Linked DNA regions of Homo sapiens: region 2 is linked to region 1. The links are chromatin loops, found by intact Hi-C in ENCODE. Cell type or tissue: HCT116. All regions are shown on one strand. Links, peaks and the distances in the headings refer to the core of each region. The heading gives the core; the rest is flanking DNA.

Region 1 (16,010 bases), core at 5,243-13,242:
CCGGCTAATTTTTGTATTTTTAGTAGAAACGGGGTTTCATCATATTGACCAGGCTGGTCTCGAACTCCTGACCTTGTTATCCACCCACCTCACCCTCCCAAAGTGCTGGGATTACAGGCAGGAGCCACCACGCCCTGCCGAAGGAGTCTCTTAGTGCTTATGTGCTCTGCATTGCTTAAGTCAGTGGTGAGTACCATTGTAGGGAATGCAGGTGTGGGAATCTCAGGCCCTGAGCTTTTAGCTGCTTTTTCCCATTACTGGTTTTCTAAAATGTAGCTTTGACCCTCCATTCTCCACTGTCATCACCCACCCCCATGAAAACTGGCAAATATTTGTATGGACACCTTTGAGAATTTAGATAGGAGGCCAGTAGGAGGAGGCTTCAACAGACTCTTGGCATAGGGATCTTTCTTGTGGTAGAACCATTTGCCCCTCCTATCCCTAGATCTGCCCTAGCCTCACCCCTACCCTCTCTCAGGGTCTCTTATCATCCCTCTCTTTGTCCTCTACTTCTTGTAGTATAGCTCTGAAAGAGTTTTTGATGGTAGGCTTCATTAAATACCCAGGCTGGAGTGCAGCAGTGCCGTCTCAGCTCTCTGCAACCTCTGCCTCCTGGGTTCAAGCGATTCTCCTGCCTCAGCCTCCTGAGTAACTGGGATTACAGGCACGCGCCACCACACCTGGCTAATTTTGTATTTTTAGTAGAGACAGGGTTTCATCATGTTGGCCAGTCTGGTCTTGAACTCCTGACCTTAAGTAATCCACCTGCCTCAGCCTCCCAAAGTGCTGGGATTACAGGCGTGAGCCACTGTGCCTGGCCTACTATTCTTGAGAAGCAAATGAGTTTAATCTTATGTTTAAAAAATAACTGAAGTTAGTTCATATGTTGTTTTTGCCTTAGTATGGGTCTTGCTTGTTTTTTTTTTAATTCCTAGTGAGTTAGTAAAATTGAGTCAATAGAAAAAAGGTTTTCTACAGCTCTCCAAGTGAAACATTTGAGTGTACTTTCATTTCTTGATACATTTGGGAAGATAGCCCTTTTCTGAATGTATATTCAACTTATTCCATGAACAGAACAGCACTTCTTAACCCAGCTCCAGGAGCTCGGAATATTATCTTTAACTCCTGCCCGGATGGTCTTTGGAGAAAGAATTGCTTCTCATGATGACAGGTATGAAAGGCCATTCTCCTTCCTAAGGTTGGAGTGGGGTGGTGAGGAGCCAGCCACCTGCTCTGCTGGACAGGTCCACACTTTTAGAGGACCTGCTTGATGCAGTGGGTTTAATATTTATGGTCATTAAGGTGATATGCTCAGTGATATTTGCTACATAGTTTTTAGAAACACCACAGAAGAAACTCTTTGTGTTTTAGTAAAACATGGCTGAAAATCTATAAGTAAAAGCAGATATTGTAGTCTGGTTGGTAGGTGCTAAAAGTAATGTTTGTCTTGTCTTAGTGTGGCAGGCTTGAAAATGGTTTCAAATATTATCTCCTCTCAGTCTACTTTTGGTCAGTGACTTAGCCTGTTATTGTAATGCCTGGGTCCTCAGGGTTTCTTCTACATAATAGAAGTGTCTGAACTGACCCTACTGTGATAGGAGTAAGCTGCATTTCTTTTCTTTCTTTTTTTTTTTTCTTGAGATGGAGTCTTACTCTGTCAACGCAGACTGGAGTGCAGTGGCGCAATCTCAGCTCACTGCAACCTCTGCCTCCTGGGTTCAAGCGATTCTCCTGCCTCAGCCTCCCAAGTAGCTGGGATTACAGGCAAGCACCACCATGCCCGGCTAATTTTTGTATTTTTAGTTTAGCAGGTTGCAGTGAGACGGGGTTTTTCCATGTTGGCCAGGGTGGTCTTGAACTCCTGACCTCAGGTGATCTGCCCACCTTGGCCTCCCAAAGTGCTGAGATTACAGGTGTGAGCCACCACACCCGGCCTATAAGCCTGCATTTCTTAGCTTGGCATATAACTCAGGAAGCAGGTACTAGTGCATCTGAGTCACCAAGATTTAGTCTGTACCTTTTAAATATTTTGTTTTGTTTTTGAGATAGAGTTTCACTGTGTCACCCAGGCTGGAGTGCAATGGTACAATCTTGGCTCATTGCAACCTCCGCCTCTCAGGTTCTAGCCGTTCTCCTGTCTCAGCTTCCCAAGTAGCTGGGATTACAGGCATGTACCACCACAGGCCTGGCTAATTTTTGTATTTTTAGTAGAGATAGGGTTTCACTATGTTGGTAAGGCTGGTCTCAAACTCCTGACCTCAGATGATCCACCCGTCTCGGCCTCCCAAAGTGCTGGGATTACAGGCATGAGTCACTGCACCTGGCCCTTTTTAAATTTTTTCTAAAAACTTTATTGAGCACTAACCAAATCTGATACACCGAGGTAGGTTCTGGGGACATGCATGATTCAGATGCACCTTCTGCCCTAAAGAATTTTGAGAAGACGTGTGCATAAGTAACAGAAGGGAGTTTTGCTGTGGTTGAATAAGAGAAGGTTCTAAACTTAACCAATGGAAATAGGACCAGTTTTTAAAATCCTCCTCATGGTATGAAATTAGTAGCAAGTCTACTAGTATTTGGTAGCCTAGTGGTAGCTGTTTATTCTTTTCTCCCCTGCATTTGCCCTGTTTATTTTCATCTGGCTTATAGCACTAACAACAACCCTGGTGTTTTCGCCTGTGTTCCACCAAAACACCACTCCATTGAAGATAGTGTTTAGCTTGTGACCCAAGCTAGTGAATGATAGTCAAATGGGTAAGAGATGAAAAGAGGGCCTGGGCAGAGGGATGGGGGGCTTGGGACCACAGCAGACATATATTCATTCACCAAAAGGGCCTTCTCATTGACAGTCCCTTGCCCTGCACCAGGCTGGTATGCAAGACCAGATCTGATGGGTGAGACTCAGGTGGCATGGAAGAGCCGAAAGAGGATACCATATGTGGGTGCCGGGGGGGATAGGTGAGAAGTACTAGAAGGCGGAATGGAAGGACACTTCTGCTCAGCTCTGTGACACGGGCAGGGACCCTGCAGGGCTCAGGTCCTTTAACACAGCAGCTTCATTCTAACACCAGCAGCGTTGGAACACACGTACAAGTATGCAGACTAAGCTCTTGCTTGGCTGATACGGCTTTTTGGGTTTTTAGAGAACATGCATATATGTTCTCATTCATGGTACATGAACTCAGAAGCCTTACTGCCTATTTTTGTTAATACTTCTGGGCAAACATTACCACTTACAACTCACACCAGTTAGAAATCATTTGTAAAATGTTATTTAATAAAGCCAAAGAACTAAATCATATTTATTTTCCAAGGTTTTCTAAGATCTCTGAAACTAATGAGGTTTTTTAAATCCCCATTAAGTACTCATCACTGCTAGTAAAAGCAGTTGTCTTTACCTTTAATTCCAGTGAGTCCCTTAATTTATTTTTTATTATCTTTGTCTACATTGCCTTAGACAAATGTGGTCACCCTAATTTAAGGGATAAAATTCACATCCTCACAGATTTCTTATTAAGAGGGTCTAAGCATGAATAATCAGCAGTGAAATGGAAGTCTTCTTTACTGCTTCATCCTTTCCCTTTTTTATCACCATGTATCCTGTCATATCTTCCATTTGAGTGAATCTATAACTTAGTCTAAACAAAATGGCAATTCTAGATACCTCTTTTTAAATCAGAGCAGTGTGAACCTATGAATTTTTTTTTTTTTTTTTTTTTGAAGCAGTCTCGTTCTGTTGTCCAGGCTGGAATGTAGTGGCACGATCTTGGCTCACTGCACCCTCCACCTGCCTGGGCTCAGCTGATCCTCCACCTCAGCCTCCTGAGTAGCTGGGACTACAGGGAACACCCGGCTAATTTTTTGTATTTTTTTGTAGAGACGGGGTTTCACCATGTTGCCCAGACTGGTCTCAAACTCCTGGGCTTGAATGATCCGCCCACCTCAACCTCCCAAAGTGTTGGGATTACAGGCGTGAGCCACCACACTCGGCTTGAACCTATGAATTTTTAAAAAGGAAAAAGAATTGTAAGGCTGATTGTACTAAACAGCTAATCTTAGAACCAAAATACTGTTGCTCAGTAACTTAAATCTGAATAATGATTTCACAGGCTTGTCAGCTCTCATTCTCTGCTCTGGTCTTCATGCATTCTTATTAACACTGTTTATTGATAATACAACTTTTGAATAAATTATAGTTGAGATCATTTAACAAAAGAAATTGTATGAAAGACAATCTATTTTGTAATCACGCTAATAATTTTAGAGATATTCACCATTCTGATTGATCTTCAGTTGATAGGGGCTAAACTTTTCTGTGGCCTAGCCTTGGTTAAATTCTTTGATGGTTTTCCTATGAAGAGGAAATATTCTCTTCTTATAACATGGCTTCTCTGAGCCAAGGATGCCTGTTGCTGATTTTAAACTCTCTTATATTACCATAGGTTTCTACTACACTTAGCGGACAAAACTGGTGGCATAATTGTGACAAATGATAATTTCAGAGAATTTGTGAATGAGTCAGTCTCTTGGAGAGAAATTATTACAAAAAGGTAATATTTTCTTCTTTGTCTTTGGTCAGAAAAGTTTTGTTTTTAATTGTTTGTTTCTGTGTGCATTTTGTTCGTTTTGTTTTCTATATTCCTTGGCTCCACAGAAGGCAATATAGGGGACCAAAGTATCATAAGACTGTGCTGCACTCCCACTTCATAGGTGGCTGGCCCCTCCAGGTAAGCGGGGGCCCAGCACAGAGCAGCAGAGCTGGCAGTGATGAGTGTGGGCATGCTCTGCTGTCACTGCAGTCTTCTAGGGCATCAGAGTTTTGTTGCATGAAGCAGGAGGTACAGTTAAGTGTGATGGAGCACAAACGGCCTCCTATTTTACTCAGCTGTGAAGTGAAAGGGTGAACTTGATGACAACTGGGATTCCAGCAAGAGGAAAGGACCGAAAGCAATGTGTGCTGACTGGGCTTTCACTTCTTCATGGTCTGGAGAGAATATTTCCACTTTTTAATATCTGATGCTTTTCTGGAGGTTTTTACAGTCATAGTTTAATAATCTATATTGAAAACATCTTTAGATATCATCCAAAATAAAACAAAGTTATGTCAAGAGTTTAGCATTCACTGCTGTTTTTCATTTGTAATAATACTATGAATGTGTCCACTGCTGAAAAATGCCCTAAGATCAGTGGGCACTGGCTTCTAGGACTTTTGGTTAACCAGTATCACCTGACCAGTTATTTAAAATAGAAAGCAAGAGTCTGATAGTGCCAGGGACAAGTGATATAGACCAGAAATCTTAAAACATAAAGTAAGCATGCCCCACACTAAGTATAACTAATATATAGTAAAACTTGCAATATAGTTAGCATAACTAGATATTTATCCCTGTTGGGATTTCACAGTTGCACCTTGCCTGTTATTTATATTTTCCTAAATTATTAGAAGATTTTAGAAAAAGATTCTGTGTTATGAATGCCCAGGTGAGAGTTAATTACTGTATGCATTTTGACACCTATGCTGTTAAAAAGCTGTTGTTGATAGCTGAACCAAGAATTGGTCTTTGACCTTCTGGGCACAGTTAATGAGCTACTAATCTTGTAGGGCATGTTTCTGTTGGACCTCTGCCTGGGCTCATTGTCAGTATTTATTGACACTCATCCATGTATGCATGGAGGGTTTAAATGCAGTCAAGACTGGTGTTCTCCAGCCAAGCTGTTGCTTTCAGCATTCACAAAAACAAGGTAGAAAGGAGACCTGGACAACAAGCACAGGCACTTGGACTTTTAAAAATTATTTTATTTTCTGTTTTCCCCTGATATGATAAATAGTGGTCTAAAGACCTCAGATTTCCTTTATTCATATATGGTTTTCCTTTTTAAAAATATTATTTTCAGTGGATTTGCTTATGGACACATTTATTACCAGTTTTATTCAAAAATTAAACATTTGTTCAGCATTTGTGTCCTAAGCTGACAGTCTTTAAATCTTATTTTTCAAAGTTATATTGAAAGTTATATTAGAAGAAGAAGCGGCTTCCTAAGCCCAGTACAAATCTGCAAGTCTTAATGAGAAATTTGAGGGCCAGCTGATAAAACGTTCTGACTATTGTTTTTGTGTCCAAAACAGAAATTAAAAGGGTTTGACTTGGGTGTTTTCCCCGCTTTTAGGCAGTTGAGCAGTCTTAGGATTTGTAGGCTGACCTGACCGTTGCTTTGGCATCAGGTGGCTGCTTTGGGATCCTTACGCAGGCCCTGGGCAGTGAGGACCCTGTCTCTCAGCCTCATGGTGTTCTGTGTTGTAGGCTGCTGCAGTACACGTTCGTGGGGGACATATTTATGGTTCCCGATGATCCTCTGGGAAGAAGTGGACCTCGATTAGAGGAGTTTCTTCAGAAGGAAGTCTGTCTTAGGTATTTCCTTTTTCAGATTGTCTTGTATTAAAACTTCTATTTCAATTCTTTGTGCTTTAGTGCAAGTGCTGTCTTTATAGACTAAAAATGACATTAAAAAAATTATTTTTTTTTTTTTTGAGACAAGGTCTTCCTCTGTCACCGAGGCTGGAATGCAGTGGCGTGATTTCGGCTCACTGCAACCTTTGCCCCACTGGGCTTCAGCGATCCTCCCACCTTAGCCTCCCGAGGAGCTGGGACCACAGGCGCATACCACCATGCCCAGCTCTTTTTTTGTATTTTTAGTAGAGACAGGGTCTTACCATGTTGCCCAGGCTGGTCTGAAACTCCTGAGCTCAAGGAATCCGCCTTCCTCAGCCTCCCAAAGTGTTGGGATTATAGGCATGAGCCACCATGCCTGGCCAAAATTTTTTTTTTAAGCCTTAAATTTAGTGCTGGTTTCATATATTTGGAAGCTAATGTAGCAAGCATCCCGGATTTTCAACTATAGTCCTTTCAGTTTTCATCCTAGGAAAAGACAGGAGCCAAACTTTTTTTGTGGGTTTATTTTTATTGATTTATTTTTTTTGAGATGGAATTTCACTCTTGTTGCCCAGGTTGGAGTACAATGGCGCGATCTTGGCTCACTGCAACCTCCGCCTCCCAGGTTCAAGTAATTCTCCTGCCTCAGCCTCCCAAGTAGCTGGGATTACAGGTGCACGCCACCATGCCTGGCTAATTTTTTGTATTTTTTTTTTTTAGCAGAAACGGGATTTTGCCATGTTAGCCAGGCTGGTCTCGAACTCCTGACCTCAGGTGATCCACCCGCTTCGGCCTCCTAAAGTGCTGGGATTACAGGCGTGAGCCACTGCGCCCAGCCTTTTTGTAGGTTTAAAAAGACAAAGCCGGGTTTGGTGGCTCACGCCTGTAATCCCAGCACTTTGTGAGGCCGAGGCAGGTAGATAACTTGAGGTCAGGAGTTCGAGACCATCCTGGCCAACATGGTGAAACCCTGGCTCTACTAAAAATGCAAAAATTAGCTGGGTGTGGTGGTGCGTGCCTGTAATCCCAGCTGCTTGGGAGGCTGAGGCAGGAGAATCACTTGAACCTGGGAGGCGGAGGTTGCAGTGAGCCGAGATCGTGCCACTACACTCCAGCCTGGGTTACAGAGCAAGACTCTGTCTCAAAAACAAACAAAAAAACAAAGCTAGTTTTCCAAGCTGGTGGTCACTTACTGGCGAATACTACTTAGGTTCATCATGTATGTGTGAGAGCTCTCCCTCTGAATCACGAGTGCCTGATGGGGTCATTTTGTATGTGTGAGTGTCTTTTTACATTCACTTTCTAAAGTCATTTGCTTTGAACATGTTATGCTTATATTAATTTCCTTACTGCTTAGGAATCACTGCCTGGGGGAACTGACCATTACTTTCTACCTTCACTGAATGGAAAAGCCAGTATTCAATATTTATCTGAAAATGATTTGGTAGTTTAGGTTTTCTTTGTTGTAGTTGGGGTTTGTTTTGTTTTTAGGACACCTTGTTAGTGGTTGTTTCTGTTTTCATAATTCTTAGGTAACAGACATTAACTAAAGATTCCTGTGAACCTAACAGGGAGATCATATGACCCCATGACTGATGTTTACTCTTTTTAAAAACTAAACCAGGCTGCACTTCTGTGCATTCCCAGCTGGTATTTGCATGGGGGTGTGATGGGGGGTCTAAGCTGAGAGGAAGACACACAGCTCTCTCAGCATTTTTAGGCAGTCACACTTTCCAGCTGATCTTTTCCATTTGCAACAGGAACCACTGGGAGCTGTAGGTTTGGATTCAGTGGTAGGTGGTGATGGGTTTCTTTTTTTACATGGTGGTCTCTTCTACCTAGGAGACCACTACAATTTCAACTCCCTGGTCTTGTGAATCATTTCTCTTTTGAGCCTTTGGGTTTTATGACACAGACGAGGACTTAATTCCCAAATGCCATGCTTTTCTACCCACATGAAGAGAATGGCAGCCATTTTCCACACCTGCTGTGCTCATCAGTCCATCTCATTTTGCTTCCCCACATCTGAACTTGGAAATCCCCTGCTGGGCTTCAGGCCCGAGGCCTGTGTCAGAGCATCAATCAGGTCCGCGGGTCAGAGTTACCAGAAGGAGAGTCCTCTGCTTGCTCCTGCTCCTTGAGCAACCTGGCACGGGGTCTGTCCTGCCTGCCTTTTCACTCTCACTTGGTGGCTCTTTGTGGAGCGGCTCAGAAATCGGTTAAGAAGTTGGGAATCACTTCCATCACAGAGGGGCTGTTGAAGTTAGTTGAGCTTTTGAAGTTGGGGAAACTTCAGCTAGCCTCATTTCTCGCCTGCAGGCCGAGTCCAGTGGGAGGCTTTTGAGCGATACAGATGCCCTCCCTGTACACACATACTCGCACATACCCATGTGCATACAAGTGTGGGCACCCACCCACACCTCATCTAGACTGAGTCGGTGGGGACTGCCACTCTCCCCAAAAGGAGTCTCTTCTAATTTCTATTAATCAGGGTCCTGCACAAAATCAAAATCTTCAGAAGAGTAAGACACTGTTAAACCTTTTGAAAGCTCCCAAGGGTACCCTGGTTAGAGCCAAACAGCTGGATGGGGTCAGTCCTCACAGCAGAAGACCTGGGAGGGTGGTGCTCCCTCATAGAGCGCATTGATTCCCTGGCACGCCTTGAGGTGATGTCAGTGAAATCCCCGCAGGCTCCTCTGTGGGTGTCTCATGGCACCATCTCCACCTCAGTCTTGCATCCTGCCTTTGGAAGCCAGGGAGCGGCATCCTGAGCCTCAAGGCCTGCCGCAGGTACCTTCTAAAATAGCTCTATGATTTTTTGTTTACTTATAACCCAACTCACCAGGACTCACTTCCATTCACAGAGATATGCAGCCCCTACTCAGTGCCCTGCCAAATGTGGGCATGTTTGACCCCAGCTTCAGAGTCCCTGGCACCCAGGCAGCCAGCACCAGCCACCAGCCTCCGACCCGGATTCAGGGAGCCCCTTCAAGCCACTGGCTCCCTCAGCAGCCCCACTTCCCACTGCTGCCAGCCCTCCCCAGTCTCCAGCAGAACCTGCCCATGCCAGCTCAGAGATCTTCTGCAGAAACCAACGAGCTGAGGGAAGCCCTTCTGAAGATCTTCCCTGACTCAGAGCAAAGACTGAAAATAGACCAGATCTTGGTGGCCCACCCATACATGAAAGATCTAAATGCGCTTTCTGCCATGGTGTTGGATTGAAGATTGTGCTGAGCGCTGAGCTTGCGCTCAGGGCTGGCTGATCAAACTCAAGCTCACACCTGTACCTGATGGGAATGAACATAATGTGAAGAAACTTATTTCCCAGTGTAAACGCAGTTGTACAGAAAAAAAATGTTTTGGGTATAAATCTGGGTTTTCAAAACCAGCTTTTTTCTATATATAAATTATGCTGCTATTACAGATTTAACATTTTCTGTTAAAGGAAAGTCTACATTTTCTGCCTGTTCAGAACTGTTTAATAGCAGTTACTCTTGAGTGTATTTACCTTTTTATGTTTTTTAAACTATTTTCCTTAAAGCCGAAAATATTGACAAATGGATATGGTTAGCCTTTATAAATAAATAAAAAAAAAAGTGTTGCTTTCTTAAGGAAAGCAAGACGTCTTAAAGTATATTTTCTTGAGATGAGTATGTCCCATCACTACCATGAAGTGTGCTCACCCTTCCAGCCTCCTCTGCCCTCACCCCCGGAGTTAAAGTGGGTAAGAGTTGGTTTGTTCTGCAGTCTTTGGTTGGAGTGTTGTGAAAGTGGACCCGCGGTGCCACTAGATGGCACTTGGTGCCTAGCCATGGTGAATGACCAGGGCGAAGTTAGTCTCACAGAATACCAGGGCTAGAAGACATCGTGGAGCCCATGGAGTCCCACCCTCCTTCCCCCTTCCACCCTGCGCAAAAGGGGACGGCCCAGTGTGCACGCCGTCCGGCCATGCCCACAGCCACAGCCACAGCTGAGGAGTGGCCGGGCAGGCAGCAGGCTCCCCAGCCAGGGCTTGACACGCCCACAGTCAGGGGCCTCCACATGCCTGGCCTGGCTCTGGAAGTCACGTCTTAGCTTCTGAACACCGTAGCGGGTTATGAGGAAGTTTAATGAAGAGCCCGGTCACTGTGGCCATCTTGTGTCCCCAACTGCAGGAGACGCCCTGATGTGGAGTTTGTACAGCTTTGCCAAAAAATGGTTTTCTATTCTCAAAAGTGACCCAAGCCAATAAATAGCATTAGTAGCTTCTGTGGGGGGATCCCAGAGCCCCTGTATTTATTTTCCCTGTGTTTGTCTCTAGTGTCCTCCTAAACAGCCTTTCCTGTGAGTCTTTCTCAGAATTGATATCTTAATATTGTCTGTTCTAGGTGTTGCCCAAATTCAGTGTCAGTGAAGTTCTTTTCCTGGGCAATCTTAACATCTTTACTCTTATTGTCTGGACCTTCAAAGGGCTTTGTATTTTACACCTGCGCCCCCAGGCTGCTCACAGTCGGCTTGCTGCCTGTCCTGCCTGTCCGGATCTTGTCTCCTAGTCCTGAGGAGCGGAGGCTGAGAACTCAGTGCTGGTTTGTAAATGGTGAGGGGACTTGGGGGCATCCCAGAGTGCTCCCTCCAGGCCTGCTTCTTGGTTTTGTTTGATCACTGCGTTCTTCAAGGGATGAATCCAGAGCCCTCCATGAGGCCAAGCTTGTCCTTCAATCATGTTTCCTCTCAGATGCGTCCGTGATGCCTCCTAATGTGGAACTGGTTGTCCATTGTTTGGGCCTATGGCCAAGTCACCCAGCTGTGGAAGCAGAGGTAGAAGACGAGGCCAGCCAGGAGGGCGACTTCAGTCACAGCTCCCATGCCTCAGCTTTGTACCTGTTTTCAAAAGCACAACTGAGGTGTGCGGGCTGGAGCTGTCTTGCAGTGATTCTGGCCTTCTGGCTCATGGTTCAGTCCAGCAGCCTGGCTGACCCACTATTTCTCCTCTGCTTCAGAGGAAACCCAGGAAATGCCCTTACTGCCAGGCTGAGTCTCCACCCATGCTGGTTGGTGCTGGCTAGGCTGAGGGGGCCACCACTTTTCCTGGCTAGAAGCTACTTGACCTTTGATGTTTGAGTTCTGTAAGTCTTCGTGTTCTGACTTACTGCTTCAGAGGGATTGGCCTGTCCCCTTTCCCTTTCTCGGCTATGGGAAGGAAGGATTGCTCATTGGTTGCCTTCATCAGTTACAGCATGAGACGGAATTCATCATTCCTTCCGAAACCCCTGATATTTAATATTTAATATTTAAAAACCCAAATTATCAAACCATTAAGAACTCATTACTGGTTCTCAGCCTCCTCCAGTACTAGCCTCAGTGTGGCTGCTGCATAAGTATCTGTAGCCTGTCTACCTCCTGCAGTGGGGCCGCTCGCCTCTTCCCTGTCTACTGCTCAGGCTCTCCCACTTCGTGGCATCCATGTAAAGTAGGTGGCAGGGCAGAGATGTCACTCTCATTCAACAGGGAGGATGTCTGTTGCTCAGAGAGGTTGTCCTGAGGGGCTGGGTGATTCCTGGGCCTACATTCTTCCCGAGGCTCCAGGCCGCTGTCTCTGGAAGTAAAAGAGCCTTGTCTGACCTTAATGCAAGCAGTCTGTTTGAACCCCTGTAGGCTGCATTCAGGAGACAGAAGGTGTCTGGGCCATCCTGGGCGGCCGGTCAGCGTTGCTAGGCAGGCTCGGCTGTCTGGCCGGGACTTGGGCCTGGGTGGCTTTTGAGACCAGTGAAGAAGGGAGAGCCGGCCTCATGCCGATGCGGCTTGTGGCACGGCTGGGATGTGAGGGAGGACTCAGATCTACACACAGAAACCCCTCTTCTCCCCGCCCTCCCCCAGCTCCTACCTGCCTCCCACGCCTCAGGTGTGGCTGCCTGTGGGACCATCCCCCAACCCCTTTCCTCGCACCTCCTTGTCCTCACCCAGTTCCTGCAGTGTCTCTGACCCACGCCTCCCGCCTCCTGGCCGACTTGCCCAGGAGGTGTCTCTGGCTCACCTCCGTCTGTTCATCACCTTCCTCCCCAGTGTTTCCACTTATCTTGGATGTTTTAGATTGAAACAGCCTGATTCCCGGAAGAATCCTCTTCATTCATTGCTAGTGCTTCCCCTCACCTCCCACTCTCCACTTCCCAGTTTGCAAATGTGGCTTTCGCCCACCAAGTGAAAGCGGACTGAGAGCAGCCCTTGGGGACGGCCCGGTGCCTGGCTGCAAGGCCGCGCTGGGGCTCTGTCTTGGTGCACATGGCTTGACCGGACTTTCCCTGCTTCCCACCACTTCCCTCACTCCCAGACCTCCCTCATTCTTTTTGTCTCTTCTTTTTGCCTAAAGCCAGTCCTTAACACCCTATTCTTCCTCTGCAGGTGGCTTGCAGACTTTTCCCCACCTTTGGGGCTCGTGGTGGTGGAGAGGGCAGCTGGTGTTAAGAATGTAGGTTACCGGGCATGACCCGGCAGATGCTTGCCCAGTAGTTCTGGAGGAAGGCCCGGGAATCTGCAAATGAGCGCATTCCCCAGGCAGTTCCCATGCAGGTGATCCACGGACCACATGTTGAGAAACTGCAGTCACCCTTAGGGCCACACCGTCCCTCTCCTCGCTGTCCCCTCTCTGTAGTGACTGGCCCTGACCTTCAGGAGTGCACTTTCCACTCTACCAGGAAGCCCTATGACATCCTCAGGCTCCCCAGACCTGCAGCTTGCATGGGGCCCCTCCCTTCTTCCACACCCACCCTCCGTATGGTCCCCTGCTCTGCCCTCGTGCTTTGCTGGCCCCTGCCCGCTACTCCCACTCTCAGACACCCAGGGGTGGTGGGCCCTAACTGGCTGGCCCCTCCCAGCGCTGCCCTCTGCCGTCCAGATGCTGCAGTGTGGCCAGATTTACCTTCCAGTAACATACTTCTAGTCACCCCTCCTCCTGCGAAGTGATCTGCAGTGGCTGTTTGACCAGACCACAAAGTTCACATCTCCTGAGCTTAGTGTCCGTGGCTGTCCACCTCCCAGCCATACTTGACTGTCCCCAAACTCTCCCTGCAGCCACATGTTTCCCATGACCTGTGGGCTCTGCAGATGGACCTCTCTCCGCTAGAGATGCCCTTCTCCCAAATGGCTTCCCTCCTGGAAGGCCCAGCCTGAGTCCTCGTCTCCTTTCCAGTGCTTCTGCCAGAAGCATCCCCATGATGTTGTGACCGCACAGCACTTTGTGTCTCGCTTTGAGCACTTGCCACTCTGGCTGGTGCTGCTGCCACTGATTGTGTACTGTCTTGCTGCCCTTTCTAGACTGTGAGCTCCTCGTGGGCAGGGACCGCCTGTGTTCTCTGTATTTCCCACGGCGCCTAGCACAGTGCCTTGCACTTGATAGGTGCTTAATAAATGTCTGCTCAACTGAACTGGAGGACAGTGCCTTCTTGACTGCGGCATCTGGCAGCAGGACCAGTAAGAGGCCGGGAATCCACTGCCCTGCAGTGGGACAGTGGGGTGGGGCTGGGGTCACTCCACTCCCTTCTCCCTCCCCTGCCAGGCTCCAGCACATGGCATCCTGGGCACACAGGTCCGGGGAGGGGTACCTGGCGCAGGCTGCATACTAGATGCACTCAGGCTTCCTGGCCAGGGCCGACAGCCGGCCCAACCTATGCCAGTCCAAGTCACTCCTGGGGAGTTCCTCTGTGGTGGTGGGAATCGTGGGATGCCAGGCCCAGGTCTGTCAGAAGCCATTTTCCACCCTGGGGGAAGTCGACCTGTGGCAGGAAAGAAGCGGCGACGTGAGAGAGGTTCCTGGCAGCATGAGCCTTGGGTTCCTGTTGTCAGGAAAGCCCTTCCTCGGACGTCACCACACCCCAGTATTCTAACACACTTTTTGCTTAAGCTGGTCATTCCAGTTGGATTTACGTCCTTTGAAATCGAGTCTTGAGTAACACGTGTTACTGTCTTTAGCAAGGATTTGCAGATTGTTTAGAAAGGTCCAAAGACCTGCACAAACAGGGCTTCAGGAGTATCCACCCCAGTCAGAAAATGCTGGAAGGGGCCAACTATTTCGGAGTTGAGTAACTTGAAACTCAGGCCTGGTGCCCCTCAGCAGAGAACTCGGCCTGGCTCTCGAGCTGTTCCCTGCTGCCGTGGCTCTGTGCCCATCCCACTGCCTCTTCAGTCCCCTGACGGCAGTTCTTTTCCCCAGTTCCCTAGTTGGGCAAATGCCAGCACTGTTCATTTGGAGTTTGACTTTCTGTATACTTCAGAACTGTAACTAAGCATTATTTTATTATGCCTATTTTACAGATGAGGATTTCCTCACCTGTAAAATAGGCATAATAATGCTTTCTACTTCAAGGGTGACATGAGGAATAAACGTGGTGCTTAGAACTGTGCCCAACCCAGAGCCCCGCTCAGTGACTGCTACTGGGGCTCTGATCAGCAGCCCTGCGGACACCTACCTAACTATTCGCCACCCTTCCAGGTCATCCCACACCCCCACCAGCCAGGTCTTATCTCCAAGTGCTAAGCCGTCATCCTCCAGGTTCTGAACGCACTCCTTTATCCCTGTGGTCCAATGATGAGGGTGCTTAGGTTAGGGCCTACATTTCTTTCAGTGCCTCAGCAGGGCCATGGGAAGTCCAGCTGTTCTAGAGAGGGCATTGTTCCTTGAACAAGGCAGGCACTTGGGAGAGTCCCTCGGGTGCCGTCACCAGAGAGAGCACCCGGAGGAAGTGAGCACAGCCACTGCCTGCCTGCAGGGTGCTGAGAAAGCTGAGGCCGGCAACCAGTGTCGTGCCCTCACCACCCATGTGCCCGGCAAGCTTCTGTCTCCTTTAATCCTCACCTCACTCCTAAAGTGCTGCTGTTATTATCTCCATTTTGCAGAGGAGGAAACTGAGGTACAGAGATGCTCAGGAACTTCCATTTCTTCAAGCTAAGATGTCCAGGATTTAGGATTTGAATTCCAATGGGCCATCCCACCTCCCTGAAAGGCAAAGCTGCACCAGAGGTGACTCAGCAGCTGGTATGGCACCTAAGATACCTCCACCCTTCAAGGAAAAGAATTGAGGGCCCATGACAGACCTGGGTCAAGGCTGTCAGTCTTCAGGGCACAGGGAGGCTGCGGAAGGAAGCTGCCTCCCCACTTCCTGCTTGGTGGGCCCGTATCCAGCCCTGTTCCTGCGAGAGGATGCCAAGAGCATATTTTTTTAAAGAAGTTGACCAGTTCTGCAGAAGCTGTGTCAGGAGTGAGCCCATGTATGCATCAGAGCCACCTTGCACTTCATTTCGGGAAACACAGATGAGTTGATGTTGATTGGAAACTGTACGTGGCCTTTTTCCCGGCTCAGGTTCCAATCCCCTACACACCGAGGATGCCAGGGCTGGGGGCATTCACTGGGGAAATGGACTGGGCAGGCAGGGATTTGCCCAGAAACAGAGCAGAAGTACCCACAGCCAGTGCTGGAGCCAAAAGCCCAGAGGCTTAGGGCTTCTTAAACCAGCCCCCTTTCACCCCCTCCTGCCTGGTGGCTTCAGCTCCCAGAGTCACAGGACTCCAAACCGCAGACTCCAGCCTTTGGGGCTTTCCTTCCCCAG
Region 2 (16,010 bases), core at 5,163-13,162, 310 kb after region 1:
GCTACTTGGGAGGCTGAGGCAGGATAATTGCTTAAACCCAGGAGGCAGAGGTTGCAGTGAGCTGAGATCAGGCCATTGCACTCTGGCTTGGGCAACAAGAGAGAAACTCTGTCTCAAAAAATAAAAAAAAAAGTGATGCTGTGGCCATGTGATATATGATGGTGAAATGTCTTATTAATGACGATTTGAATCTTGACTACTTGGTGAAGGTGGTATCTGCCAGATTTTTTCACTGTAAGTTACTATTTTTCTCTTTGTAATTAGTAAGTATTATGTAAGGAGATAATTTCATATTTATTTATTTATTTATTTTTCCTTCAACTTTTATTAGGTTGGTGCAAAAGTAATGGCAAGAAACCGCAATTACTTTTGCACCAACCTAATATTTTAAGTTCTGGGGTACATGTGCAGATGTGCAGGTTTGTTACATAGGTAAACATGTGCCGTGGTGGTTTGCTGCACAGATCAACCCATAATCTAGGTATTAAGCCCAGCATCCATTAGCTTTTCTTCCTGATGCTCTGTCTCCCCCTACCCCTGCCCCCATCAGGCCACATTGTGTTGTTCCCCCGCCATGTGACCATGTGTTCTCATCCTTCAGCTTCCACTTATAAGTGAGAACATGCAGTGTTTGGGTTTCTGATCCTGTGTTAGTTTGCTGAGGGTAACAGCTTCCAGCTCCATCCATGTCCCTGCAATGGACGTAATCTCATTCCTTTTCATGGCTGCATAGTATTCCATGGTGTGCATGTACCATATTTTCTTTATCCAGTCTATTGTTGATGGGCATTTAGGTTGATTCCATGTCTTTGTTATTGTGACTAGTGCTGCAGTGAACATACGTGTGCATGTACCTTTAAAATAAAGTGATTTATATTCCTTTGGGTATGTACCCAGTAATGGGATTGCTGGGTCAAATGGTATTTCTGCCTCTAGATCTTTGAGGAATTGCCAGACTGTCTTCCGCAATGGTCAAACTAATTTACACTCTCACCAACAGTGTAAAAGTATTCCTTTTTCTCTGCAACCTCGCCAGCATCTATTGTTTCTTGACTTTTTAATAATTGCCATTCTGACTGGTGTAAGATGGCATCTCACTGTGGTTTTGATTTGCATTTCTCTAATGATCAGTGATGTTGAGCTTTTTTTCATGTTTGTTGGCCACATGAATATCTTCTTTTGAGAAGTGTCTGTTCATGTCCTTTGCCCACTGTTTAATGGGGTTGTTTGTTTTTAAATTTGTTTGTAAATTTGTTTAAGTTCCTTCTAGACTCTGGATATTAGACCTTTGTCAGATTGCAAAATTTTTCTTCCATTCTGTAGGTTGTCTGTTCACTCTGCTGGTAGTTTCTTTTGCTGTGCAGAAGCTCTTTAGCTTAATTAGATCCCATTTGTCAATTTTTGTTTTTGTTGCAATTGCTTTTGTTGTTTTCATCATGAAATCTTGCCGGTGCCTATATCCTGAATGGTATTACCTAGATTTTTTTTTTTTTTTTTTTTTTTTTGTGACACAGTCTCGCTCTGTTGCCTAGGCTAGAGTGCAGTGGCACGATCTCAGCTCACTGCAAGCTCCGCCTCCTGGGTTCACGCCATTCTCCTGCCTCAGCCTCCCGAGTAGCTGGGACTACAGGCATCTGCCACCACACCTGGCTAATTTTTTGTATTTTTGGTAGAGACGGGGTTTCACTGTGTTAGCCAGGATGGTCTTGATCTCCTGACCTCGTGATCCGCCCGCCTCAGCCTCCCAAAGTCCTGGGATTACAGGCGTGAGCCACCTCGCCCAGCCCTTCTAGAGTTTTTATAGTTTTGGGTTTTACATTTAATCCATCTTGAGTTAATTTTTGTATAAGGTGTAAGGAAGGGGTCCAGTTTCAATTTTCTGCATATGGCTAACCAGTTCTCCCAGCACTATTTATTAAATTGGGAATCCTTTCCCCATTGCTTGTTTTTGTCAAGTTTGTTGAAGATCAGGTGGTTGTAGGTGTAATTTTACATTTATTATTTAGAATTCTACTATAAGAAAGAGCTGTTCCATCTCCCCCATTTATTTACTTACTCAATTACTTTTTAATGTTAGTATGGTCTTACAGATATTTAGTTTTTATGGTTTTTTTTTTTTTTTTTTTTTTTTTAGACAGAGTCTCCTCTGTCGCCCAGGCTGGAGTGTAGTGGCGAGATCTCGGCTCACTGCAAGCTCTGCCTCCCAGGTTCATGCCATTCTTCTGCCTCAGCCTCCCAAGTAGCTGGGACTACAGGTTCCCACCACCAAGCCTGGCTAATTTTTTGTATTTTTAGTAGAGACGGGGTTTCACCGTGTTAGCCAGGATGGTCTCGATCTCCTGACCTTGTGATCCACCTGCCTTGGCCTCCCAAAGTGCTGGGATTACAGGCGTGAGCCACCGCGCCCGGCCTAGTTTTTATGGATTCTAATCCGATAATATTATCTTTTTTTTGTTTTTTTTTGCTTGAATTGTTTTGGATTTGACCATTTCTGCATGTTGAGATTTGACTTGGGTTTGGCCTTAGGTTGCAGGTGGAACATTTTCTCCAATGTGAAGTCCAGCAGTGCTTTCAGAATTCCAGAAGGAGTTGAAAGTCCATTCATATCAAGAGTTATTTGTTAAGCGACTTCTCAGTGCCAGGCCCTGAGCTAATTGCAGAAGGGTAGACAGGTCCCAAAACAAGGTCCTACTCTCAAGCATCTCTCAGCCAGGGGAACAGACCCATAGACATCTGAGTATGAGGTAGGGCAGACAGAACTGTGTGTTTATATGTGTGCAACAGATAAGGGAAAGAGAAATCAGGTTACTAGGTGCTGTGGGAGAGACACAAATATAGAAACTTAGAAGCTCCTGCCTAAAGCTCTTTGTCTGACAGGATCCCACCTTCTTTCATTCATTCACTGAACATCATTTTCACATTGCTTAATATTCATTTCAATAACCATTCACTAAAAATATTTTTTGAACACCTATGATGTGCTGGACACTATTCTAGGTAATGGGGAATACATCAGGGAATCAGACAGACAAGATTTCTGCTTTCATGAAGCTGACATTCTAGTGGGAAAAACAAACAATAAGCAAGGAAAGAAATAAGGAAAATATTTCTGGATAGTAATAAGCCTTTTAGATGGTCAGGGAAGGTCTCTGAAAAGACGACATTTGAACTGAGCCCTGCAGTATGAGAAAGCATAAATCAATGCAAAGATTAGGGGGTGGGGGCCAAGGGCACTGTTGTAGGCAGAAAAAGCAGCACTTGCAAAGACCCTGTGGCTAGAATGAATTTAGGGTGTTTGAGGAACCTGTTCCTGGAATGTCTGAGCTTGGGACCTAGTGATTTCAGTTGCAATAAGGTGGGCAGAGTCAGATTATAGAGGGCTCTGTAGGCTCTGGTAAGGAGTTTGGGTCTTACTCTAAACCTGACGGAAGCCATGGGAGAGATCAAGTTGAGGAATAACATTATCTAGCTTATATTTTCAAAAGTTAATTTTGACTGCTATGTGGAGAATGGAACGTAAGGATTTAAGATCAAAAGCAGGGAGGCCAGTCAGGAGGTGGTTGCAGTTGTCCAGGCAAGAAGTGATGACTTAGACTAGGAGCAGTTGCTGTCAAGCTATGTTTGATTGTAGCTTCAAGAGAATATGCTGATGGATTGGACATGAAGATTTAAGGAAAAACAGTTGAGAAGGATTATCCTAGGTTGGGGCCTAAGCCACCAGGGCCTGGAGAGAGGTTGAGCCAGTAGCTGAAGATCCTGGCTATAATGAGGGTCTCATTCACTTCTCTGGATATGTACAATGTGCCCTACCTTGTGACAGATTCTGAGGGTGGTACAGAGATAAAACATATGTGGCCCAGATTCCCAAGCGCTTACCTTTTCATCAAGGGTCTCTCCAAGGGTAAGAGGGGAGGGGCTGCATTCATTCAGGCTTCCAGAGTTTTAACAAAGAACTTCTAAAACCAGCTTACAAACTTTATGGTATATTTTTAAAACACTAATGTTTAATAATTTTAACCCACTTATGCCGGAGGTTGCAATTTTTTTGGATTTTTGCAATCAGACCTCGGTGATGACCTTGAGCAGTAGGATATAAATAACTTTCACATGCTTAGCATTCCCATAATGGAACACTAGGCATCAATGGCCTAATACATACATGTGCCCCAACAACCACAATAAACAATACTATATAAATGTTCTGTTCACATAATAATGGCTGGATTTAGTTTTTAAAACACAAATTAATGCTGCTCTATAGAAGATGTGGTGTGGTGTGGGAATAGGCCCAAGTTTAACCTGCCTGCTTGATGAAAACCCTCTTTCAATCCTGTCACTGTATCTCTGTGATGGGATGTGTCAGCCTACTTTGGAGAACACCAAGAATTTAAATGTGAAGTCTTTCGTGACTGTGTGGCTTTCCTAGCTCCTTTTTTGACAGACTCTGCATGTACTTCATTCATTGATCCATTGAATATTTGTTATGCATATACTATGTGCTGGGCACTCTTCTAGACCCAAGGACACATCTGTGAACATGACAGACAAGGTCCCTGGTTTCAAAGAGCTTACATTCAATGAGGTATGCAGAAAACAAATAAGCCAACAAGGAAAGAAATGGCAATTTCAGAATGTGATGAGTAAAGGAAGTAGATTAGGAAAATATGCAGAAGGTGGTATGGAGAGAGGGGATCTGGGAAGGTTACTCTGAGGAGGTGGCATTTGAGTAGAGTCCTGAATGTCAAGAATGAACCAGCTCTGCAAGGAGGTGGGAGGAGAATATTCTTGTCAGATATTAGGACTAATGCAAAGATCAAGGTGAGAGGATCATCCTAGCTTCTGAAATTGAGGAGAAGGCCAGGTACTGAGATGTGGGGATTCTTCAGGCAACAAGATGCCCTCCTGAAGCTACTGAAACTAACAGAAGGAAATAAACCTAAGAGCAGAGAAAGTTAAATAGCACAGGGCGAGGTACAGGAGGAGTAAGATCTAATCACTTAAACTTCTTTAGGGCCCAGCTGGCAGGTGCTTCTGGCTCCTTGCCCTGGACACTTCCTTAACCACTGATGTACCTTCTGATCTTGGACACTAGACCCTGCTGCATAAGAACATGGAAATAAATCAGCTCCTCCAGAAAGCCCATGATACAGGTTACCCCGCTCCAGTGGCTCCCCTCCTGTTCACAGTCTGTTTCACCATACGCAAACAACCCACGTCCAAACCAAATTTGTCATCCTGACCTTTGCCTCTGGGGATTGGGAAAACACAGGGCTGGAAGCATCTGCTGTTTCCTCTCTATTTTATTCCCAGTCATGTCCTGGTTTCCATCCTGACTACAATGATGGTCTTACACCAATTAGAGTGAATAAACTCCAGCTCCATTTTCTTCCGGAAAGAGAATTGGGAGTCCAGGGAATGCTTCCGGGACTGCCAAGGAAGGTTCTGGAGGGAATTCCCCTGGTCAGTCCAGGAAGTGGAGATGGGCCCCATGGAACTGGAAGGAGGCCCAAGCTAATGTGTGGCTGAGCTCGAGCTCGTTTGCTTGGGATGAGCGACTGATGTTCTGCAAACATAACTATTACAATGTTTGCATTTTCTTAATTTTCGTTGGGTTTCATTTTCCATGTCGTTAGTTTCCTGGATGAATCTTGAATAGGAAAGAGTCACACTATGTGCTGGGCACTCTTCTAGATCCAAAGACACATTTGTGAACAGGACAGACAAGGTCCCTGGTTTCAAAGAGCTTACATTCTAATGAGGTATGCAGAAAACAAATAAGCCAACAAGGAAAGAAATGGTAATTTCAGAATGTGATGAGTAACCCTCATTGCATCTCTTTGCATCTCTTTGCATCTCTAGTTGTGAAACCTTCGTTACCTCTCTTTGCAGGTGTATTTGAATAAACCAGGTTGGCAAATCATACTATAGCTGAAAGGTGAGAGAAAATCTAATTTCTTTACTTGGTCTTTATAAATCTGGTCTTCCTCATGATCCCCCACTTGCTGGTTAATGAGGGAAAAATAAATGTTTTGGCTTACCATTTTAAGACCTTGTTTGAGCCAATAATTTAAGTCATTTTATCAAATAATTCTCACTAAAGGCTCTGTCTAGGAGTTGTCACCTGGCAGAGAAAGAATCAGGAACCTGGGCACAGTGACCTCTGCTCCTAGGCTTTCCCAGGGGAGGTCTTTTGTCTACTTGCTCACTGCCTGTCCTGCTGTCTTTGCAAGCCAGCTGGATCTTGGCTTGCACAGTAATCCTTTTTTGGCTCACTCACCTGGGGATGTTCTCTGAGTTGCTAGGCCTCCCCTGTCCCACTTCTGTTGGCAGCATAACCCCCTCCAAGATCTCTCCATGACTCTCAGCTGTTTGCAACCTGGGTTGTCCACTATGACACTTCTGGGAAGCCCTTCACCCAGACTTTTAGCAACTTCTTGTTCCCATCTATACCACAGGGAAGCCAAGAAAGCTAACCACCAGGCACAGCCAGCCACAGCCCATAGAGCACTTAGAAGTGAATTGGAAAATGATGTGCCCGGCAAGACGAGGATTTAGGAAAAGGCAGCACTCTCGCAAGATGGATGCCACAGTGGTCGGCTAGTACCTGTTCATACTGCCTCATGACAATCATCGGTCAAATTTTCATGAACTTTGAGAGCATAGCTGCTAAACACAAACATTAATAAAAAAAAAATTATATAAACTTACAATTAAATAAATTACATCAAAAACAAAGATAATACTCAAAATGTATCATTTCCTACTTATTTTGCTACCTTTTGCTGTTATTTATACTTCTGAGGTTACTTACATCTATTATATCTCTATGGTAGAAACAGTATATGATGATGCCGTGCTGCGCATCTCTTCCCAGCTCTGCATTCAGTGGAGTTATGTTGGTATCACATCACGAAATCGGCCATGATGGGTGTGTTTACACCACAGAAATAGGCAAAGGCTACATATCAGGGCTGGATTTATCATTTTGTTGATTGTCTAGTCTTAAGAAAGAAATGTAGGAAATGTTAATAATGCAGATTAAATGTACAAGTGTGTGGTGCCTGTAGCCATTACATTGTGAGTAGTAAAATAAAATAAGGGAATATTCTTTCAGCATTTGAAAACTATTCAGCAAAGTTACTCAGGTCATTGGCAAATGAGTGAAGATTCAACCAACATATATCTCTGGTATTGCACTTTCCTCTTACTTGTTAACATAGAGCAAAATGTCAAGTAGCATTGGAACTATACTTAATCACCAATTGCAACCACAGGTTTGTTACAGATATAAACGTTTATGAGCACAGCACTGAGGCAGCCCTTTGCAAGGATATGAGACTTGCACTCTGAAATTTGCTGCCTCCACCCCTTGCTCTATTCCCTTTACTGGGGATCTTTGTGTGTGAATAAATCATACAGCAATATACCGTGGCCCCATCCACAGGGCCTCATTCTAGGGAATCATGCCAGTTTTAATTTAATGCAGCTATATTCTAGGCTGGTTCATGGCAGCCAGTCTTCCTCCCAGAGCTGTAAAGAGTGTGTGTCACTCTCTCTTATCTAATACACCTCCTTCTCTCTCTTTTCTCTTTTCTATCATCCCTGAAGTGTCCACATTCTACCACTACATGGCAAGTAAGCCTATGGCCTGGTGCCCTGGCTGGGAAGCCTATCTTATATGGTCTGTAGGAAAATTCCAGCAACTGACTCTACCAGATCTGGTTGTGATTTGGTAAAAGGAAGTGGGATGGGAAGGAGTGGGACAAAGAAATCTAGAGTAACTTCTCACAAAGTAATGGGTTAGCTTGCAGTCTATTTGCTTGAAGTACAATCCAATATTTGAATGTTTGTTTTGTTTTGTTTTTTGAGATGGGGTCTTGCTCTGTTGCCCAGGCTGGAGTACAGTGGCACAATCTCAGTTCATTGCAACTTCCACCTTCCAGGATCAAGTTATACTTCTGCCTCAGCCTCTTAAGTAGCTGAGACCACAAGCGTGCACCACTACGTCTAGCTAATTTTTTATATTTTTGGTAGAGACAGGGTTTCGCCATGTTGCCCAGGCTGGTCTCAAACTCCTGAGCTCAAGCAGTCCTCCCGCCTCAGCCTCCCAAAGTGCTAGAATTACAGGTGCATGCCATCATACCCAGCCTCAGTATTTGAATGGTAAAAGCTATATCTGAACACCAGGACCAACTACATAATTTGTGGGTAACAGTGCAAAATGAAAATGAAAATGAAAATGTGGGTCTTCTTGTTCAAATTTATTAAGAATTTCAGGATGGCAACAGAAAAGCATTCAACTGAGCCTGGGGCCCTTCTGAGTGTGGGGCCCTGGGGGGCACAGGCTGCACCCTCATGGCCCTGGCTCTGCTGCACACTTTCTCTTTCCATCTCTTCAGAATATTCCTAATTACTACCTTCTCTCCTGTCCCAGGCACATGAATATTCTGAGTCAAGCAGGGAGTGAGTCACATACTCAGAAAAACAAATATGAAAGTCATATTTTTTTTTTAAAAAAAGAACCCTGATTATTTAAGTCTCCTAACTTGTCCCCAGATTCCTTCTGGGGTCTGTGAAAACCAAGAGTGAAAGCAGGGAAAATGATGTTTCTTTCATTCACATATGTGTCCATTCATTCTTCATTTATTGAGCACCTGCTCTCCTCCCAGCACGTTCCAGGCCCAGGAAATTCAACAGCGAGGAAAGCAGACATGTCCCTGTGCTCATGAGGCTCTCTGTGTAGTGCATAAATGAAGTCTGAACAAATAATGATTCAAACAAATACACAGTTAAAGACTGGGATAAAGCAAGAAGACTGATTTTATGAGCAGGGGTTTGATACATCAAAGGAGATTGCCCAGGATCAAGGGTGCGGTGTTGGGGGTGGGTTGGGGAGGGTGGTTAGAGAAGGTTTCACTAAGTGATTTGGGCCTGAGGCCTGAGAAGATGTTTAAAAAGAGGGATCAAGCACAGGCTAAGGAGAGGAAAGAGCAGGCACCCAAACCTCTGCATGGCCCCAATATGCTCCCTGCAGGGTAGTGCCCCCTCTTCTGGCTGCTCAAGGCGAGATCTAAGCTTCTTCTAACTCCTGCTGTCTTTTCATATTCTCTGATTCTGGGAAACGAAGAATTGGCAGGAACTGAAAATGACTAGGAAGAGGACATACTGGGTGCCCAACTCTTCTGGTGGCCTCGTGAATCGTGGCATCGACATAGGCGATGACATGGTTTCAGGACTTATTTATGTAAGTAGATCTCTTAGCATCAGCACACCAGGAAACTGAGTTGGCAGAATATTCTCCACGGTCATAAATTACGTCAAACAATTTCTTCCCATACTTATTTACCCTTGAATTTTTTTTCTTTTCTCTTTTTGCTCTCTCTCTCTCTCTTTTTTTTTTTTTTTTGACTCAGGGTCTTGCTTTGTCACCCAGGCTAGAGTACAGTGGCACAATCATAGCTCACTGACACCTCCTGGGTTCAAATGATCCTCCCACCTCAGCCTCCTGAGTAGCTAGCTGGGACTATAGGCACATACCACTACGCCCAGCTAATTTTTAAATTTTTCACAGAAATGGGGGTCTCCCTATGTTGCCCAGGCTTGTCATGAACTCCTGGCCTCCATCCTCCTGTCTTGGCCTCCCAAAGCACTGGGATTACAAGCATGAGCCACCCCACCCAGCTACTCTTGATTTTTTTCAAATAGACCTCAGGCTTCCACAATGAGATCAATTATAATCCATCATCATGGCATACCTTCATGGTTTATGCATATCTCTATGCATAATATTATATAGAGATTAGATTGTATCTATCTCTCTATCACCTATTACCTATTTATCTATGCATTTACTCATATTAATAATAATAATAATAAGCATCTGCAAACCCATCACCAATACATCAGCTTGGACCTTGGCAATCACACGCAGCAATTGGTCTTCCCCCATGTCATTCCCCAACCCTTCCTACCTGATGTAACCACTATTCTGAATCTCTTTCTGTCAATCCTTGCTGTGCTTTTAAAAAGTATTATTTTATATAGAATATATTATTTATTCTATATGAAGTCCTAAAAATTACCTGTCCTTTTATTTTAGTTGTCAAAAGGGAAACATATAATATTTTAGGATTTGCTTTTTTACTTGTTGGTTTCTTTTTAGTAGATTTACCCTCAAAGAGTGACTTGGTCCCTCATTCTGCAGGTAACTAACTATGGCACCCTTTATTCCTGTCTAAATTGTTTACTGTCAGATAAAAATCCAAAGAGGTAGAGTGACTGGGCCAGACTCACTCAGCAAATGTGGGTCAGAGCGAGTGCTGGGATCCAGTTGCCCTGACTCTCGGTCCCCTGCTTATTCTCGGTATGGAAGCCTTTCTTTAGGAAGCAGGATATGGAAAAATCCATTTCTCCATGGGCAGCTGGTCCAACATTCCCTCAGGACAGAATTTACGAGATTTGAAACTGATGCTCTTTTGTTTTTCTTTTCCAAGAAAACCTATACTCTCCAAGATGGCCCCTGGAGTCAGCAAGAGAGAAATCCTGAGGCTCCAGGGAGGGCAGCTGTCCCACCGTGGGGGAAGTATGATGCTGCCTTGAGAACCATGATTCCCTTCCGTCCCAAGCCGAGGTGAGTCCTGATGGGGGTGGTGGGAGAGAGCTGTATCCACCAGGGCAATGATCCCCAACCCTCCCAACTAGACCTCTCACGAAGGTTGCATAACTACATCCCTACACAGCCAAATCCCTTCAGAGCAGCCTGAGGCACACCAGGGAGGCACATCGTCATAGCCATTCATTCATTATTTATTCATACAGAAAGGATCATTGAGCACCTACATGTGCCAGGCACTGTGCTACATCACAGGGGAAGAACAGTGAGCAAACAGACGTGATCTTTGCCATCATGGACCTCACATGGGAGAGAAAGACAATAAGCAAATAAACTTGTGCATGACATGATTACAAGCTGTTTGAGGAAGGTGCTGTGAAGAAGTATGCGAGTGTTGAGGGACCGGAGAACCATGACAACTTGGTAGGTTCTGAGTGGCTTAAGCTGAGTGACACCTAGAGGGAGAACAAGAATTTCCTAAGCAAGAGTAGGAGAAGAATGATCAAGGAACAGCCTGTGGGACAGCCTTGCCTGGAGGGGCAAGGAACACAGCATGATGTGTCCAGGAACTGAGAAAGAAGGAGGCCAGTGTCACTGGAGAGTCTTGTGTGATGTGGGTGTGGCATGAGGTGAGGCTGCAGAGGCAAGCGGATCAGACAGGTTCTCAAAGGCCACATTAAAGTTACCAGCCGGCCGGGCGCGGTGGCTCACGCCTGTAATCCCAGCACTTTGGGAGGCCGAGGCGGGTGGATCATGAGGTCAGGAGATCGAGACCATCCTGGCTAACAAGGTGAAACCCCGTCTCTACTAAAAATACAAAAAATTAGCCGGGTGCGGTGGCAGGCGCCTGTAGTCCCAGCTACTCAGGAGGCTGAGGCAGGAGAATGGTGTGAACCCGGGAAGCGGAGCTTGCAGTGAGCCGAGATTGCGCCACTGCAGTCCGCAGTCCGGGCTGGGTGACAGAGCGAGCCTCCGTCTCAAAAAAAAAAAAAAAAAAAAAAGTTACCAGCCTTGGTTATGGGAGTAACCAAGTTGATTTCCAACATGTTTTCTAAGATTTTTATCTATCAACAAACTGCATTTGTTTGCCCATTTTTAAAATCTGAGCTTCTGTCAATACTAGTTACATTGTTACCATATTGAATTATGTTATCTCCACCAAGAACAAAGAACCTTGGTACTTTCATTCACCTGGGTAACCTCATCTTAGATAAATATATTGTTTCTGTTGGGGCTTTAAGATATTAGCACTGGCTCATAGGTCTTGCCCTGTCTTTTGTGATCACAAATGGTACAATCTCTTGCCCTCCCCTCACCCGCTCCTTGCTCCAATATCCCTGGCAATGGCATGTGGCCAGCCTTGTTGAGAATGCTGTGAGGATATGAAAGGGTAGAGAAAAGACGTCATAGTCCCTCTCCCCTACCCCCCAAAAGAAATCTTATAAGTTCGGCATTTTCATCTTCCCATCTTTCTCCTCAAGTCTCTTTTCGAATTGCATTTTCTTCCCATTGAAACACATAAACTTAAAGGCAATTTTGAAAAAAAAAAAAGTGGAAAAATGACACATAATCCCAATACCCTAATTTAGTCATTTTTGGTATTTGTAAATCATTCTTAAAGGTAATACCTTATCATCTTTAATTATTTATGTATTCAATTTTATTGTTTGTAAAAGTTTCACAGAAGAATTAAAGCCTTGAGGACCTCTCTTCCTATTTCTTTGTCAACTCCAACTCCTTTTTCAATGTCAACCACTATCAGCAATGTGATATAAATGTACATACTGTTTTGTCTGCTTTCTCTCCTTTCTTCCTTTTTTATATAAGTGAAAAAAATACTGAGTTTTTTTTTTCTTTTGAGACGGAGTCGTGCGCTGTCTCCCAGGCTGGAGTGGTAGTGGCGTGATCTCGGCTCACTGCAACCTGTGCCTCCCGGGTTCAAGCGATTCTCACGCCTCAGCCTCCCGAGTAGCTGGGATTACAGGCGTGCACACCACCACACCAAGCTAATTTTTGTATTTTTAGTAGATACAGGGTTTCACAATGTTGGCCCGGCTGGTCTCGAACTCCTGACCTCAGGTGATCCACCCTCCTCGGCCTCCCAAAGTGCTGGGATTATAGGCATGAGCCACTGGGCCCAGCCAATACTGAGTTTTTAATCTGCAAGTGGCTTTTTTTTGGCTTTTGCTTGGAACTCTTCCTGTGTTTTACATATAAACAAACCTTATTGAAAAAAAAAAAACCCCAAACATCTACATTGCATTTGCATTTTATAGTATGGGTAGATCATAATTTCTCTCTTTTTGTTTAAATAATTCCTCAATTAATGGGCACTTTTGTTGTTTATGATTTTCAACTTACAAATAAGAGTCATGAAAACATGTTTGTGTGTAGATCTGGGTAACCTCGTTGTGTTTTAATATGGTTGTCATTCATCCTTGCAAAATCTTGATCCTGAATTCATTCTTATCCTTGTGGCCCCTCTACTAGGTTTCCTGCCCCCCAGCCCCTGGACAATGCTGGCCTGTTCTCCTACCTCACCGTGTCATGGCTCACCCCGCTCATGATCCAAAGCTTACGGAGTCGCTTAGATGAGAACACCATCCCTCCACTGTCAGTCCATGATGCCTCAGACAAAAATGTCCAAAGGTGAAGCTGCGCTGGGCAAACCAGTGGATAGGTTAAAAGACAATCTCTTGGTGGGATAATGACCAGAGATGCCTAAGGGTGGTAGGGAGGGGCCATGCCAGACGACTTGGCTCTTCCTGTAGGAAGAGGCCTCATACTAGGTGAGGGTTTTTAACGTGGGGTTCATGAATCTCCTAAAATGGTATGGATATTTTGTACATACGGGCTGGAGATCTTTCTCTGGAGCAAGAATTCACATCTCTTATCAGACTTACCACAAGGCTTGTGAACCCAAGAAAGTTATTTTTCATTTTTTTCTTTTATTTTTATCACTATTTTTTTTTTTTTTTTGAGATGGAGTCTTTCTCTGTCACCCAGGCTGGAGTGCAGCGTGGTGCAATCTCGGCTGACTGCAACCTCTGCCTCCTGGGTTCAAGTGAGTCTCCTGCCTCAGCCTCCCAAGTAGCTGGAATTACAGGCGCTTGCCACCACGTCCGGCTAATTTTTGTATTTTTAGTAGAGATGGGGTTTCACTATGTTGGCCAGGCTGGTCTTGAACTCCTGACCTCAGGTGATCCACCTGCCTTGGCCTCCCAAAGTTCTGGGATTACAGGTGTGAGCCACCACACCTGTCCCAAGAAAGTTAGAAATGACCACTTCTAGTCCCTTTTGATTTTCTCTTCTGGATCAGGCATTCAACAGTGGCACTGAGTATTACTTTGGGTAAGTGGCCCAGTCTCCCAGTGCTCAAGCCACCGCTAACTAGTTGTGTGATTAAATTTCTTGTACCACCCACCACACACGGTAATATGAGGACAAAAGGTGGGAGAATATGAATATGTGATTTTAAAGATCCTGTATTCATGTTCCTACCTCTAGCTGCTTCATGAGAGATACCAGGTGGAAAATGAGTTTCCAAATGTGTTCTGGAAATTATAGTCTCATAAGAGCCTCCCCATAAAGAGCATTCAGTAGTCAGAGGAGTTTGTGAAATGTTGTGTTATAGCCAGGTGTTGGAGATTTACAAAGCAACTTAACACATTGAAGGCACATGTTTTCACATGGAGTACAGAAACTGGGTAAACTTTGACCCATTCCTTCTCAGACCTATTTGGTAAGAAAAAAAGAAATGGTTCCAGGAAATACTTTTTGGATAATGCCAGATATTAGTCAGAATCTCACCTCTTACTATGATATCAGACAAGTTTCCCTTTCTGGGCCCTGTGTCTTTATGTATAAAATAATGGATTGGCCGGGTGCAGTGGCTCACGCCTGTAATCCCAGCACTTTGGGAGGCCAAGGTGGGCAGATCACGAGGTCAGGAGATCGAGACCATCCTGGCTAACAGAGTGAAACCCCATCTCTACTAAAAACACAAAAAAATTAGCCAGGCATGGAGGCGGGTGCCTCTGTAGTCCCAGCTGCTCAGGAGGCTGAGGCAGGAGAATGGCGTGAACCCAGGAGGCAGAGCTTATAGTAAGCCGAGATTGCGCCACTGCACTCCAGCCTGGGCAACAGAGTGAGACTCCATCTCAAAAAAAAAAAAAAAAAAAAAGTGGATCATAAATTTATTTCATGGTCCTTCATAGGATTGTTGCAAGAAACAAAAGAGGTGATAAATTCATTTTTTAAAGTACACAGAGAATCGCTTGAACCCGGAAGGTGGAGGTTGCAGTGAGCCAAGATTGCGCCACTGCACTCCAGCCTGGGTGACAGAGTGAGACTCCATTTCAAATAATAATAATAATAATAATGTACCTGGAAACACACTTGATGCTTAATAGGTAACCAGCTAAGTCAATTTGAGTTTGCTTGTTCTTCTCTAACCATTGTGAGTACAAGATCTCCTGATTTCTTTCCATTCTCTTCCAGTTCACTGATTCTCTTTTTAATTTCGTTACTTACAATGTCTGTCCACAAACACTTTTGCAATCACTCCGTTTTTGTTTTTTGTTTAAAGATGAGATCTCACTATATACGCAAACTACGAAATACAGAAGGAATGGAAGAATTAGAAAACTCATCATTTTTCCAGCACTAGTGGAGGTGGCGCTAGGCAATGGTCATCAGTGTTGGAGATCTTGATAATGAAGGAGCCAGGCTGACACACCTTAACCCACTGATCCCCACCAACATTCCTAAAAGTGGGACACCAGACATCATGTGGTTCCTGATGTGAGGCGACAGGAAGTACACTCATCACCTCTTACATTTTTTTTTGCCAAACGGCTGGAATTCTGGATTTCATTAAGCCTTAGGTCTAGTGACCAGTTTATTAGGAAGCACAAGGGATCAACAATTATGTTAGACAACACCATGGAGATGCAATCAGTCCAGTTCAGAGTGTGGGAGATCCTACAGGATAAATAAAAATCAGTTTCTCCAACAAATAAATGGCATAGAAATGCAGACAAGGGGAAACGCTTACAGATTAAAATGCAGCTCAAGAGTTCTATCAGATTTCTCCTTTAGACCTTGTTTGGATCTTGATTCAGAGAAACTAACTCTATAAAGACATGTTTAAATAATTAGAGAAATTTCAATACAGACTGGGCATTAAATGCCATTAAGTAATTATTGTTACTGTGGTGTTATTTTATTTTATTTTATTTTTTTGACAGAGTATCGCTCTGTCGCCCAGGCTGGAGTGCAGTGGCGCCATCTCGGCTCACTGGTTCAACTCACCTCCCGGGTTCAAGCCATTCTCCTGCCTCAGCCTCCCGAGTAGCTGGGACTACAGGCACCCGACTGTAGTGTTATTTTATTGTTA

What was found. Peaks named below come from ENCODE experiments on the same cell type or tissue, not always from the same donor. Only the 100,000 strongest peaks of a DNase experiment are listed, where the experiment ranks them.
Region 2: a loop joins it to region 1, with 11 times the contacts of the local background. A loop is called at or near these places in 22 of 110 quality-filtered maps.

Annotation. Positions count from the first base shown.
Region 1 is chr16:48,536,547-48,552,556 of GRCh38, reverse strand. It overlaps N4BP1 (NEDD4 binding protein 1), which reads left to right. Exons shown (of 7, transcript NM_153029.4): 4 at 1,075-1,171; 5 at 4,443-4,550; 6 at 6,303-6,410; 7 at 9,296-13,831. The coding sequence ends at 9,653. Among named protein-coding and RNA genes, the nearest start is that of N4BP1, 66 kb to the left of the region's middle. RefSeq lists enhancers at 9,935-10,435, 10,436-10,936, 13,484-13,983, 14,923-14,992, 15,753-15,822 and 1 more. In HCT116, for the core only: a CTCF peak has its summit at 10,202 (motif pointing right); no DNase peak of the experiment used is centred there.
Region 2 is chr16:48,225,057-48,241,066 of GRCh38, reverse strand. ABCC11 (ATP binding cassette subfamily C member 11) reads left to right here. Exons shown (of 30, transcript NM_001370497.1): 2 at 9,128-9,244; 3 at 10,494-10,630; 4 at 13,103-13,261. The coding sequence starts at 9,146. Among named protein-coding and RNA genes, the nearest start is that of LONP2, 11 kb to the left of the region's middle. In HCT116, for the core only: a CTCF peak has its summit at 9,082 (motif pointing left); a DNase peak (open chromatin) is centred at 9,046.